2 separate regions of the Homo sapiens genome follow, and region 1 is linked to region 2. A link is a contact called in ENCODE Hi-C data. All regions are on one chromosome and are shown on one strand. The core of a region is the stretch at or near the end of the contact, and the rest is flanking DNA. Distances in the headings are between cores, read along the strand shown. Region 1 holds the start of PABIR1 (PP2A Aalpha (PPP2R1A) and B55A (PPP2R2A) interacting phosphatase regulator 1). Region 2 holds the start of SMC5 (structural maintenance of chromosomes 5).

Evidence for each region. Hi-C counts contacts between places; a loop is a spot of excess contacts on that map. Pooled maps may share reads with other maps.
Region 1: a map of CD8-positive, alpha-beta T cell shows a loop between it and region 2 (14-fold over the local background). The contact joins the promoter of PABIR1 here to the promoter of SMC5 in region 2. A Hi-C loop is called at or near these places in 3 of 168 maps with a recorded cell type or tissue (CD4-positive, alpha-beta T cell and CD8-positive, alpha-beta T cell) and 8 of 50 pooled maps.

Annotation. Positions count from the first base shown.
Region 1 is chr9:68,776,883-68,783,003 of GRCh38, reverse strand. It overlaps PABIR1 (PP2A Aalpha (PPP2R1A) and B55A (PPP2R2A) interacting phosphatase regulator 1), which reads right to left and starts at 2,939. Exons shown (of 1, transcript NM_138333.5): 1 at 1-2,939. The coding sequence starts at 2,839. The coding sequence ends at 1,976. The region is part of intron 2 of PIP5K1B (phosphatidylinositol-4-phosphate 5-kinase type 1 beta); the gene reads right to left. RefSeq lists silencers at 2,679-2,918, 3,036-3,450 and an enhancer at 2,203-3,031.
Region 2 is chr9:70,254,663-70,261,024 of GRCh38, reverse strand. SMC5 (structural maintenance of chromosomes 5) reads right to left here and starts at 2,047. Exons shown (of 25, transcript NM_015110.4): 1 at 1,762-2,047. The coding sequence starts at 1,946. It overlaps SMC5-DT (SMC5 divergent transcript), which reads left to right and starts at 2,151. Exons shown (of 4, transcript NR_039990.1): 1 at 2,151-2,629; 2 at 3,090-3,110. RefSeq lists enhancers at 1,761-1,960, 2,291-2,480 and a silencer at 2,001-2,220.

The DNA.
Region 1 (6,121 bases), core at 1,690-4,189, 1.5 Mb after region 2:
AGATAGAGAAGGGAAGAAATTTGAGATTCATTTCAGAAGTTGACAGGACTTGGTGATTAAGCTAATCCAACAGAGAAAAGGAAAAGTCAAAGATGCTTCCATAGTTTCTAGTTTAGGAAATCAGTGATGACATCAATTGAGCTAATGCAAGAACAGGTGAAGTGAGAAGATTAACAATTCCTGTGTTGAAGATAATGAAGTTCAAATACCTCTGGAGGCAGGGCAAGTTACCCAACAAGAAGTCAGGCTATTTAAGTTTGAATTTCAACAACAGGGTCGAGAATGGGAGCACATGAACACTATTACTCAGAAGAGAGAATTTTAAACCTGTGGACACAGTCTTACCCTCGATGCAATTTCACTCCATCTTGAGGCAACTGTCAAGAGTTGACCAGTTCCATTTACTCTCATAGTTGTAAAAATTCCACAAAATTGTTAAAGTCTCTGTAAGCGATAACTTTAAACAGTCAGAGCTTTTGTCTTGTTCTGAGTCATTTTTCCCCTTTCCTCTTTGTATGCCATTCTTTCTGTCAAACTATCTAGTTAAGGAAGATATGTGAGGTATAAGGATGCATAATATAAAAAAATTTTTGCTATTCTTATTAAACATTTTGTCTTAATTGTAAAGGTAAAGAAAAGAACATTCGACTATTCTAACTTTAGGAAAACCTAAGTTAAATAATGATTTACCTATGTGACTCTCCACTAATTTTCTCTTGCAAATCATCACCCCTTAATTAACTGACATCCCCAAGGCAGTCAACTCAAGCTGTAGCTTTAACCACAGAGGTTAAACAATTCACAGTCCTGTTGTTGCTGTCAGAAACCCAAGTTACACTGTACCTTTGTCTAATCAATGGTGCCCTAGTTTGGTGGGAGATGGAGAGGAAGGGACCTGTTGGCAAGGAAACAGCTGCTTCCTTCCTGAACAAGGGAAAACCAGTAAGGTGACAGATGGGCAGAGCAGAAAAGTAGCCAAAAATTGCTGTGGCTCCTGTTTGGCAATAATTTCTGGAACTGAGGCACAACTGAATATTTTAAAGTATATCAACAATTGAGAGAGTATTGTTTACCTGAGTGCGCCAAAGTTCAACAAGCCTTCCCACACGTTTCCCACATTTGAAAAACTTTTAAGTTTGCAGTAGTACAAAGAGCTTAGCCTTAGCCTATGTATAGTGGGCAAAGACTGCAAGGCACTGTCCCATTTCACTTTAGGATTACACCCAAGCAAATGCACTTTCCGGTTAAAAAAAAAAAGGAAAAAATTTTATTTTCTCTATAGTAGTTATAGTTGTATGACTGACTAGAATTACTATTAAAATCTCATTAAAAATGTTTTTCTTAAAAGTTTACTTTTATATACTTAATTTGAAAAGATTTGTTCAAACTTTTATAATTTGTTCTTTAATCATTCCCCCTCCCATCCACTTCAGTACCCAGAAAACTAAATATCCAAGAATTCCTGGGTAAAACAGACAACCACTAGATAGATATAACTAACGTATTTTTTTAAGCTGTATAGTTCTTCATCAAATGGAAATCGGCAACCACTGAAAATAACATTAAAAATTAGTGTGGGCATGAAGTATGGAATTTTAAACATCAGTTTACTATGCTGATTAAGTCAACATTTATATTTTCATCAGAACTTAATAATCCCATAAATAAATAGAGCTCTCAGTTATTTAAAAAAATCAAGGGATAACATATGTATTTAGACATATTAGCAGCGTAAAGATGTATGCTTCAACACACTTATTGGGGAAACGTCTGAAAATATTACTACACTGAATTCAAGGGTATCCAAAGGAACCTGACATAGAAGTTCTCTAGAATAACATCATTTCAGGGAATTTCAAAAAAGAAAAGGGGTCAAATAGGAAATAGCCTCAAATTAATTGACAAAGTTCAGTGTTTGCCCCAACTAGATTATTCTCTCTCTCCACTGCAAAAAGAAAGTCTCAGGATGAGTGAATCACTTAGACGAAAGTTCATCTAGTGGAATAAATGGAGAAGCCGCTTGGGCAGGTGACACAGGAGAGTCGGTGGTAGTGCTGACTTTCGCTGGTGAGTTACAAGAAGATCCGGCACTGCTGCTGTTTCCATCAAGGGTATCCGAAGATACACACACACCAGGATCTGACAGCTGTGCAACGTCAGAAGAAAGCATGTTGGTGATGCCCTGGAAAAATCTCTTTGGCTGATATTCAGTTTCCATTTCACATTTTCTTTTCAATGGTCCAAGAACACTTGGTCTAATGCAATTGATGGGGCTCTGGCTTCTCCGGGTGGTAAATCGGGTCGTTGGGCTGGGAATAGGGCTTGGAGGCAATCCGTTGCTACTTACAAAACTTTGCAAGGATGGCGAAAAACACTGCTTCCCAATTCCCCGAGTGGGTGACGGTGCTGGTGACACAGGAATGAAATCGATGCGCTTGGGGGAGGCGGATTTCTCCACGTCGTTGTCACTCAGGCTGAAACTTTCCTCCCAGGAGTGGCTTATCTGCATTGCGGTCTGCACCTCCCGTTCGTGGACCGTCTCTCGGTTGATCAAGTCCATGCCCTCTTCTTGTTTGATCTGGTGCAAGCGGCTGCTGTGCATGCGGACAGGGGAGGCCGGCAGCAGCAGGCCGTGGCGGCTCGGGAACGTTGTGCTGTTCCGCCTGGCGCTCGGCGCCTCGGCCTGGAACACCGGCGAAGTGTCACTGAGGCCGTGGATCAGGGGGGCGCTGTTAGACCTCCTGAGGCCCCCGCCGCCGCCGCTGCCACCGCCCTCCGCCGGGCTCCCGCCCGTACCCGGAGGCAGCTCCAGGTCTAGCTCCATCTTCTCCTGAGCCATGTCGGGGGCAGGGAGGCGGGGGAGGTGCTCAGTCAGGGACCTAGGATTCCCATTCCCCGCAGTCCAGGGCCGCCGCCGCTGCCGCCGCCACCGAGAATCTGTCAGCGGGCTGGCCCCTCTGCGCATGCGTAGCCCTTCGCGCAGGCGCTCGCGATGTCCGTACTCGCGGCGCCTGCTTAATGCGTAATATGTGCGCGGCAGTGGTAGGGGAGGGGCGAGGAGTGGTCGGGCCGCTAGTCCGTATATTCCTTCGGCAAATAGCTATTGAGCGCAAGCTCGCGTTGACGCATGTCAATAAGATTGTCATATTCTGGATTGCATACTCATAAAACAAAGCCCTGAAAGAGAGGCCCATGGTGATGTGGGGCTGTATGACGTGGAGTGGCGCTTGGCCTAATCAGGGAGGGCTTCCTCGAGGAAGGAACAATCTCCTGAAATCTGAAGAAGTGGGCGAAATGGGTGCGATGTAGAACTTTGCAGGAAGCGGGAAGCAACGGCTACCCAGCCAGTTGGCAGGCGGGAACCAGGAGGGGAGGAGAAAGTGTGGCCTGGAGTGGAGAGTGAGGGCTGGCCTGACGTGAGGTGGTGGACCAGACCACATTCTGGTCTTTATCTTGAGAACAATGAAAACTTAAAGGGTTTTCAAGCATGGGTGTAACAGCAACTGAAAAGCTCACTGGCCTGCAGTCTGGAGAATACATATTGGGAGATTAAAACCTTACAGAAAAAAGGCCAGAGAGGATGGTCATTTGCACTAAGGTGACAGTGTGGCAGTGGAGATGGAGAGAAAAGTAAATCTGAGAACTATTTAGGTTAGGGGAAGAAGCCAAAACAGAGGATGGTATTGCTATTGATTTACAGTCATAGTTCCAGCACAAGCATATGTGTGAAGTATGAAGGATTAAACCAGTAGGTCCTCACATTTTAAAAATGAAACCACAATTCTTGGCTCATGTAATTAATATAAAACCTTGATATCTCATTAAAAGTGAGTTTATTTGTTCATTTATTCAGTCAGTCAAGGTTTTTTTTTTTCAGCATACTTACTATGTGCCAAACACTGCTAGGAAATGGGCCCTAGTATGAACTTTTAATTCTTACTGAGGGGAAAATAGAGAAACGCAGGCTATTTTCAGATAGTGGTAAGCCTTAGGAAAAGTAAGATGGTGTGATGGAGCACTACTGATAGAAGTCAGGGGACAATTAGAGTTGAGATCTAAATGACAAGAAGCAGTAAGTCACGTGGACATCTGGGGAATGAGTATTCCAAGCAGAGAGAATAGCAAGTGCTAAGGCCGGAGGCAGCCATGAGTTTGATGAGTTAGCAGAAAAAGAAAAAAGGGCAGTGCCGCTGAAGCATAAGAGCGGGAGTGTTAGGAGAGGGTAAGAGTTGGATCTCATTCTGAATATGATGAAACGCCACTGGAGGGTTTTAAGCAGGGGACTGATATTATCTGGTTTATGTTTTAAATATCACTTAGGCTCTGTGGAAAACAGGCTGAAAGAAGACCAGAGTGGAGGCAGAAGGATGAATTCAGGACCTATGGCAACAGTACAGATAAGATTCTTGGACTAGGGTTGTAGCAGTGTCAATGGGGAGAAGCAGAGAGACTGAGGATATGTGTTGAGTTAGAACAAATAGGATTTGCAGATGGATTAAATTTAGATTGTGAAAGAAATAGATTATTCGAAGGGGACTCATAGCTTTTTTTATTTAAACTGGTGAGATGGTAGTATTATTTACTGAGAGAGGAAAATAGCACATTTAGAGTTGTAGAAATTAAGAGATCTGAAGCAGAAGAACACAAGGTGGAAAGAACCAACATTTTCTAAGTGCCTACTCCCTGCTAGGCACTTTAAACACTCCATAATCCCACTTAATCCTCACTGCATAGATATTGTTATACTCATTTTACGAAGGAACGATTGAGGTTCAAAAATTGCAAAAGGCACTACAGCCAGTACACGGAAGAACAAAGATCTGAACCAATTTGAATCAAGGACTCATTTCAAAAACCTGTATTGTTTTTTCTGAATTTCACATGGATTAAAGAGAGAATTTCGCATGAATTAGAGAAGGATGGCTAATTCTGAGACGAAACAAAGGTCTAAAACCAAAGTTGGGAAAGGCAGAAGGAGATGGATTTGGGAGACAAGGCAACAACAGAACCTAATAGCATGCTGTGCAGAGGATGAACAGGAGACACAAATGACTGAAGTTCAACTGTAAGTGGCTGAAAGAATGCTACAAATTATTCAATAAAAACAGGAGAGAGGAGGAAATGTCTACAAAAAAATTAATATTAGGTAAGTAGAAAAGAACATTAAATATAGAACTCAATTTATAATACCCACAGCATATTACTGTTAACTTCATATTACTACATTATTATCAATGTGGCTCAAATGTACCAGATATTGTTCGTCCATGTCTGGATAAACATAATAATTACCTTTACTAATAAAACACAAGGATGGTGATGAGCCCACAAAATAAAACATATATGCTATTTGGTTCTTGCCTGAACACACCTATTAGAGATCTTAGCTGGTTTCCCAGTTTCTACCCTTGTCCTTGTAGAGCTGGGGACAGAGAATTGACTGAGTCATGTATGATTCAGTGCTTTCAGGTCCTGGCACAAATATTAATACTGATGGAGAGGCTTTCATAACTGTTCCTTATAAAAAGCAATTGCAGTTCTCAACACCAAGTCTACATTTGCATGCCCCTTACTCTGTTTTTATTGTCCTCCGGAGTACCACATGACATATATGTATACATTTTCTTGCCTGTTTCTTTGCTGAGAAAGTAAGCTCTACAAGGGAAAGACCTTTGTTTTGTTCTCTGTTATATGCTTAATATCTAGAACAGGGCCTGGCACATTGTACTGAGTAAGTACTTGTTGAATCATTGTGTGAATGCATGATAATGAATGAAAGGATGGATTAATATAGCTTTGTCTAAAAGGGAAGAGAACTCTATTATTTGAAAATCCAGTCTAACAGGCTTTTCTACACTGATTCTAAGAGCTCTATACCTTGATATATTTTTTAAAGATCAGGAATATTATTATTATTTAGAGTGCCCTCCAGCCCATGCAGGTGTGTTACTGGAACTACCCATTATGTGACCTAAGAAACTGAAGCCCTAGGTTTTCTTTCTTTTTCAACGATATGCTAATAAAAATTTGATAGAATTAAAATGTTCAGCACTGAGGATTCTAGGCAGTGTTTAATATATTGAGTTACTACTTCCTTTCGAAGGAATCAAGGACAAATGAG
Region 2 (6,362 bases), core at 798-3,297:
GCTCATGTCTGTAATCCCAGCACTTTGGGAGGCCGAGGTGAGTTTCTTGAGCCCAGAAGTTCGAAACTAGCCTGGGCAACATGGTGAAACCCCATCTCTACAAAAAAATTTTAAAACATTAGCCAGGTATGGTACGCGCCTATAGTCCGAGCTACTTGAAAGGCTGAGGTAGGAGGATCACTTGAGAAGGGGAGGTCCAGGCTTCACGGAGCCCTGATCATGCCACTGAGCTCCAGCGTGGGCAACAGAGCAAGACCAAAGACTTTCATATCTTCTTTACAAAGCCCTTTCTCATACTCGTAGACAAAACTAACCACTTCATCCTTTGTGAAGGATCCTGATATATGTTGTTATGGTATCTAACTCATTTGATTACATTTATCTTTCCTGATCTGGATTCAAATAGCAATGCAACTATGTAACAGCTGCGTAAAACTGGGCAAAATAACCTACTGAGCTTCTTTCAGCAATGGAAATTATCAAGATAGAGTTGTTATGAAGAAAGAATGAGTGCACTATGTACCTGGCACACAATAGGTGCTTGAAAAAAAAAGGTAGTATTGTTATTACAATTCTGTTATCCTTATGCCACTATGTGCAAGCTTTAAAAAGACTTCCGGCCGGACATGGTGGCTCACGCCTGTAATCCCAGCACTACGGGAGGCCGAGGCGGGCAGATCACCTGAGGTCAAAAGTTCCAGATCAGCCTGGTCAACACGGTGAAACCGCGAGTCTACTAAAATACAAAAAAAAATAGCTGGGCGTGGTGGCGGCTGGCTGTAATCCCAGCTACGCGGGAGGCTGAGGCAGGAGAATTGATTGAAACTGGGAGGCGGAGGTTGCAGTGAGCCGAGATTGCGCCACTACCTTCCAGCCCGGACGACAGTATGACACTCCGTCTCAAAAACAAAAACTAGCCGGGCGTGGTGGCGCGCGCCTGTAGTCCCAGCTACTCGGGAGGCTGACCCAGAAGAATCGCTTGAAACCGAGAGGCGGAAGTTGCAGTGGGCCGAGATCGCGGCACAGCACTCCATCCAGCGTGGGCTACAGGAGCGCAACTCCGTCTCAAAAAAAAAGAGGAAAAAAAAAAAAAAAAAGACCTGGAACAAATGAACTGGAAGGTGCTAGGCAAATACATGATATATTTAAAACTTACTAAATTCTAAAGCGGTAACTAGTTGTCTGAAGGGGAGAGGGAGGAACCAGGGAAGAAAACTGGGTTTAGTGGGGTCAAGGGTTTGTAGGGAGGTCCAACAATTGCCAGTAAGTGTTTAATTTTTTTGTACCTGTAACCTCCATTCCCGAACAACCTTTACCGTCTTATCTACTCCTCTCTGGCAAATGCCTACCCTAAGAATCCGCCACAGCATCACTATCACGCCGAATTAACTGTTGCCTCCTCTTAAGTTCCCGGGGACAATACTTCTGTGAATTCCAGACCAGGGCCGCTATGGATCGCGACTCCCAGCGGGCAGAGACCTACTCCCTCCTACAACCACTACCTGCTACATGACACCTTTGGAAAACCTTGGCTGACTAAATTTAAAAACCACATCACCCAAGGCACACATCTCCTACATCATACACGTCAATCTCCACAGCCTACGTAGGAAAATCCTCAAGGGAACCCCGGCACGAATTCAAGGCCAGACCCACAAGCCAGGTACACACCCACACGCCCACGCCCGCGCGCTGCCGGAGCCCCGGGGCCTGCTGGCCAGCACACCTCCACACCCGCGGCGCGGCCTCCGGGCAACTTACAGGAAGTTCTCCATCGAGATGCGGACGATAGAGCCTTCCACGAAAGGCCCGGACGACTGCAACAGCGGCAGCTGCGGGGCCGAATTCTTCCTCTTGCTCGGGACCTCCGACGAAGGGTCTCTCGGGAGAGCTCTCTTGGAAGGCTGGGGGCTTGGAGTTGACGTCTTCTTGCTCGGAGTCGCCATCCTGGCTTCCTCAGCGTCCCACAGCGACTTCCGTTCCCACCGTCCGGCAGCCCAGGCGCCCAAGCGCCCATCCACCCAGGCGCCCCGCTCCCGCGCGAACTGCCGCGAACTGTTACCGCGCGCTCGCTCCCGCGATCTCGCGCCGCGCCTGCGCAGTTCAGGTCCGGCGACGTCAGCAGGCCCGCCCCGCCCCTCCCGCGCTCCGCCGCGCTGTGCGAGGCCCAGACTGAGGGCGAAACAGCAGGCAGGACTGGGTGGAGACGTTCGGGGACGTGGCAACTGGAGTTTCTTCTCCGTATATTTCGGCATTCAGTTCCTTTTTTTTTTTGTTTTAACTCAGGAAAAAATCTCAATTGCGTTTAGTATTTTGAAAGCCACTTTATTGCTTCCCGAGCCTCAGTCATGTGTGGTGGGAGGCTGCTGTGGGTGGCACCTGGGGCGTCCACGGCCGCCAAGGCGGGAGGACGTCAGGCCCTGCTTGCTCCCACCCCTTCCAGGTGAGAGCTCCCGGGCACGCCCGTCGTTGGCTCTTCGTCCTCTTGGTGTTCTTCCCTGTTGCTTCAAATCAGGTTCCTGTCTCAAAAATCCGAAAAAGAAATCCTCCCAAATGACTCTGTGCCCGACGCTCCGTTAAGGCATCGTGCTAGGCGTTCTCAAACTCGTGAAATGACTACACTGCACAGGTTAACCTCATTGCTACTCTTCCCCTTGCCTCCTAATTCTCTGGTTAAACTTCCGCCCCCGAGGTTTCTAGAAATCCCTGAGCTGGAATGCGCTGCCTTCATTAAGAGGGTGTTCTGCTTCCGTCTGCTCACATTCATCTAGTAAGCCCTCTCGTTAAAGAGGAGGCAGCACACCGAGGCCTGTCTAGAACTTCTTTCATTTAACCAACAGTGAATATCTAATCTACAAGAAACTGGAGCCGTGGCAGTTTAGGAGCCTGCCAAGGTTGCATCCCTGGGAGCTTATTTTCTATTGTGGGAGACAGGAAAAGAACAAGTGAATCAACTGTGAAATTAAATAATTCAAACTTAAAGCTGTTGGAACTTTAAATTATTCTGAGCCTTGCGAAGAATGTGGCGATGGGGCCTGAGTCCCATGGCATACAGCTGCAATGTCTGCCTTGTTTTTTCCTATAATCAGGAAGACCAAACAGAGACAGAGGTAAGACCCCCTCAGATCACTACCCCCTTCATAAATTAATATAGTTATCTTCCTTGGAATGTAGCTATCTATAACTAATCTAATCGCTGTAATTTATGCACTGCTCTTGTATTGAAAATGTACTCCTGCTGAACCTTCTCTGTTTCTGCCTGTGTAAATGAAACCTTAACTTCACTTTGGAACATTGACCCTATTTGTTTGGAGTTGGTGTTTCCAGGTGGCTGTCCTCAAGCTTTGCGTTAGAATAAACTCTATACTTAATGATATTTTCTGAATTTCACTACTTAAGGCTGACACAACAAATGATTAGCATAATGTCAGACTGTGACAGGTGTTAGGAAGAAAACAAAATGAACCTGATGGGTGGGAGGTACGGAAGGCCTCTTAGAGAGGTGGTGGTGTTTAAGATAAACTCTGAAGGACGAGAAGAAACTGTGACGATCTGAGAAAAGAGCACCCCAGGCAAAAGAATTTTGCTGGAACATACCAGTAAGGACAAAAGCTCTGAGGTGGGAAGGCCAGTGTTGCTGCAGAGCAGTGAACAAGGTTGCAGAGCAGAACCTTGTCCATCGTGGAAAAGCCTGAATTTTATTTTTAAAGCAATGGGAAGCCATTGCAAAGTTTTAAGCAGGAGAGGGCCATGTTCTGACTAAAGCTTTTAATTTTTTTATTTGATTTTTTTTATTTGATTTTTTTGAGACAGAGTCTCACCCAGTCGCCCAGGCTGGAGTGCAGTAGTGCCACCTCAGTTCACTGCAAACTCTGCCTCCCTCGTTCAAGCGGTTCTTCTGCCTCAGCCTCCCGAGTAGCTGGGATTACAGGTGCATGCCACCACACCTGGCTAATTTTTGTATTTTTAGTAGAGACGAGGTTTCACCATTTTGGCCAGGCTGGTCTGTAACTCCTGACCTCAAGTGATCCGCCCACCTCGGTGTCCCGAAGTGCTGGCACTACAGGCATGAGCCACTGTGCCTGGCCTTAAAGTTTTTAAATAATAATTCTGGTTGCTGTGTGGAAAATGGATTAGAGGGCACCAAGTGTGGAAGTGGAAGGCCACTTAGAAAGCTATTGCAGTAGATCCCTGATTCCTGACTCCTAGACCAAAGCTCCTTTCCCAGGTCTCTGCTGCTTCCTCTCACACAAGGACTCCGCTCCAGAGAAAATAGAGTAAGTAAAAAGCATGTGAACTTGTCGTAGTTACTGGAAATTTTCTTAAATGCAAATGAAAATGAGAGAGACGGGAAGGAAAAATCATTGAAAAAATTCAGACTGCAGCAGCAGCCTACCTGAAAAGTCACAGCAACAGGCAAAAAATAAAACAACCTTGGGAAAACCTCAGGTTGCACCTGGACAGATAGACAGCTTTAAGCACAGATAAACAAGCACAGGAGTGGGAGAGTCTCGACTTCATACTCATACAATGGGCCCCAGTAAAAACTGTGAGACTTAATAAGTACATTCCTTTCCGTTTAGGCCCACTAAGATACGGAAGCGAGAAGCTTATACAGGGAGGGTTGGGGGATGCCTGCAGCTGCAAGAAAATGTCTGGGAACAGACACAGAAACTTAAGCGACACAAAGCAGCACAGAGCAGCATAAACTAAAAGCCTGCTTATGTGATCAAGGAATTGGGTAAAGGCTGTTAGGAACTCTGCTCTATGCCGATAGCACACCTGGTCCCAACTAAATCTTCAGGCCCTGGGAAGATAAGACACCCCTCCTCACTAGTCCATTTATAAAAACCCTGACGTTTTTACTACAACTTGGCAGTCCAGTCAGACTCCCCTCTCTAATGCAGAGAGCTTCTTTTCTTTCTTTCACTTATTAAACTTTTGCTCCAACCCCACCTTTGTGTCCACGTTCCTTAATTTTCTTGGACGTGAGGACAAAGAACCCAGGGTACTAGTTCAGACAATGAGAAACTGCTACGTTAAGGTGCGTTGGTGAGACTGCAACAAAAATAAAGAATAATTTTTAAACTGTTCAAATGGCGGTGAGTAACGAAAAAACTCAGTGCTCAGGAGGGCACAATACTGTCCTTCCCTGAGTTGCTAGCATGAATTTTTTGAAAAGTAAAGGCTCTGCTTCAAGAGCTGTAGAAAAGTCAGATTGTTTGATGAAGTTACTACATTTAGGGGAATCTACCCTGATGAACAAATAAGAATTATAGACATTAGTAATGGGAGCTGAGGGCAGGGAGCTAGTCATCATTTTTGTACAATGATCAGTCCTTTTTTTTCTTCCCTTTTTTGGCAATCAATAGCAACATTTATTTCCTAGATCCCCCAGGAGAGGGGTAAGGAGCCAAGAAACCCCACATTATAAGACTTGGAGCCTCTGAAGTAGCTGTGTGAATAGCATGATTAAATAATTTCAGATTTTCTGTGTCTTCTTGAGTCAGTTTTAATAGGTTGTGCTTTTCAAGTAATTTGTCCTTTTCATCTAAGTTGTCAAACTTATTACATGAAGTTATGTGTTAATATCCATTAACGTTTGCAGCATCTATAGTGATGCTTCCTCTTTCTCACTTGATACTGGTAAATTGTTCATTTCTTCCTCTCATTTATTAATCTAGTAGAGGTTACGTATGTTTTATTAATCTTTTTAAAGGAACAACTTGATTTTTGCTTTTGTTGACTTTTGATTTCATAATTTCTACTTATCTTCGTAATTAACTTTCTGTTAAAGTTTAATTTGTTCTTTCCCCTCCAGCTTTTTAAAATTTGTTCTTTCCTCCTCAGCTTTTTAAAAATTATTTTTTGAATATATATATATTTGTACATATTAATGGGGTACATGTGCAATTTTGTTACATGCGTATGATATGTAATGATTAAGTTAGGGTATTTATAATGTCTATGTGATGGGTCCCTTTCAAGTCTTCCAGCTATTTTGAAAAATACAATAGATAATTGTTAACTATAGTCACTCTACTGTGCTATCAAACATTAGAATGTATTCCTTCTATGTGATTAGTCTTTAGTGAACTAATCAAATTGTGTTTCTAAACTTGAAATTTTAGAATGAGTCCCTGAACTTGTGATGACTTCACAAATGTAGACACTCTACAAGTTTTAAACAGCTACTCAGTCATGCTGTAACACCATCCTTTTAAAAAGGAAATGTTACTGGTTTTAGCTGTGATTACCATAGCAACACATGTTAAATGCAGAAAATTTGGGAAAACACACAGAAAAACAAACACATGCAAAGGAAAAACTTATAATTCCTCTACCCAGACTAATTGTTAAAA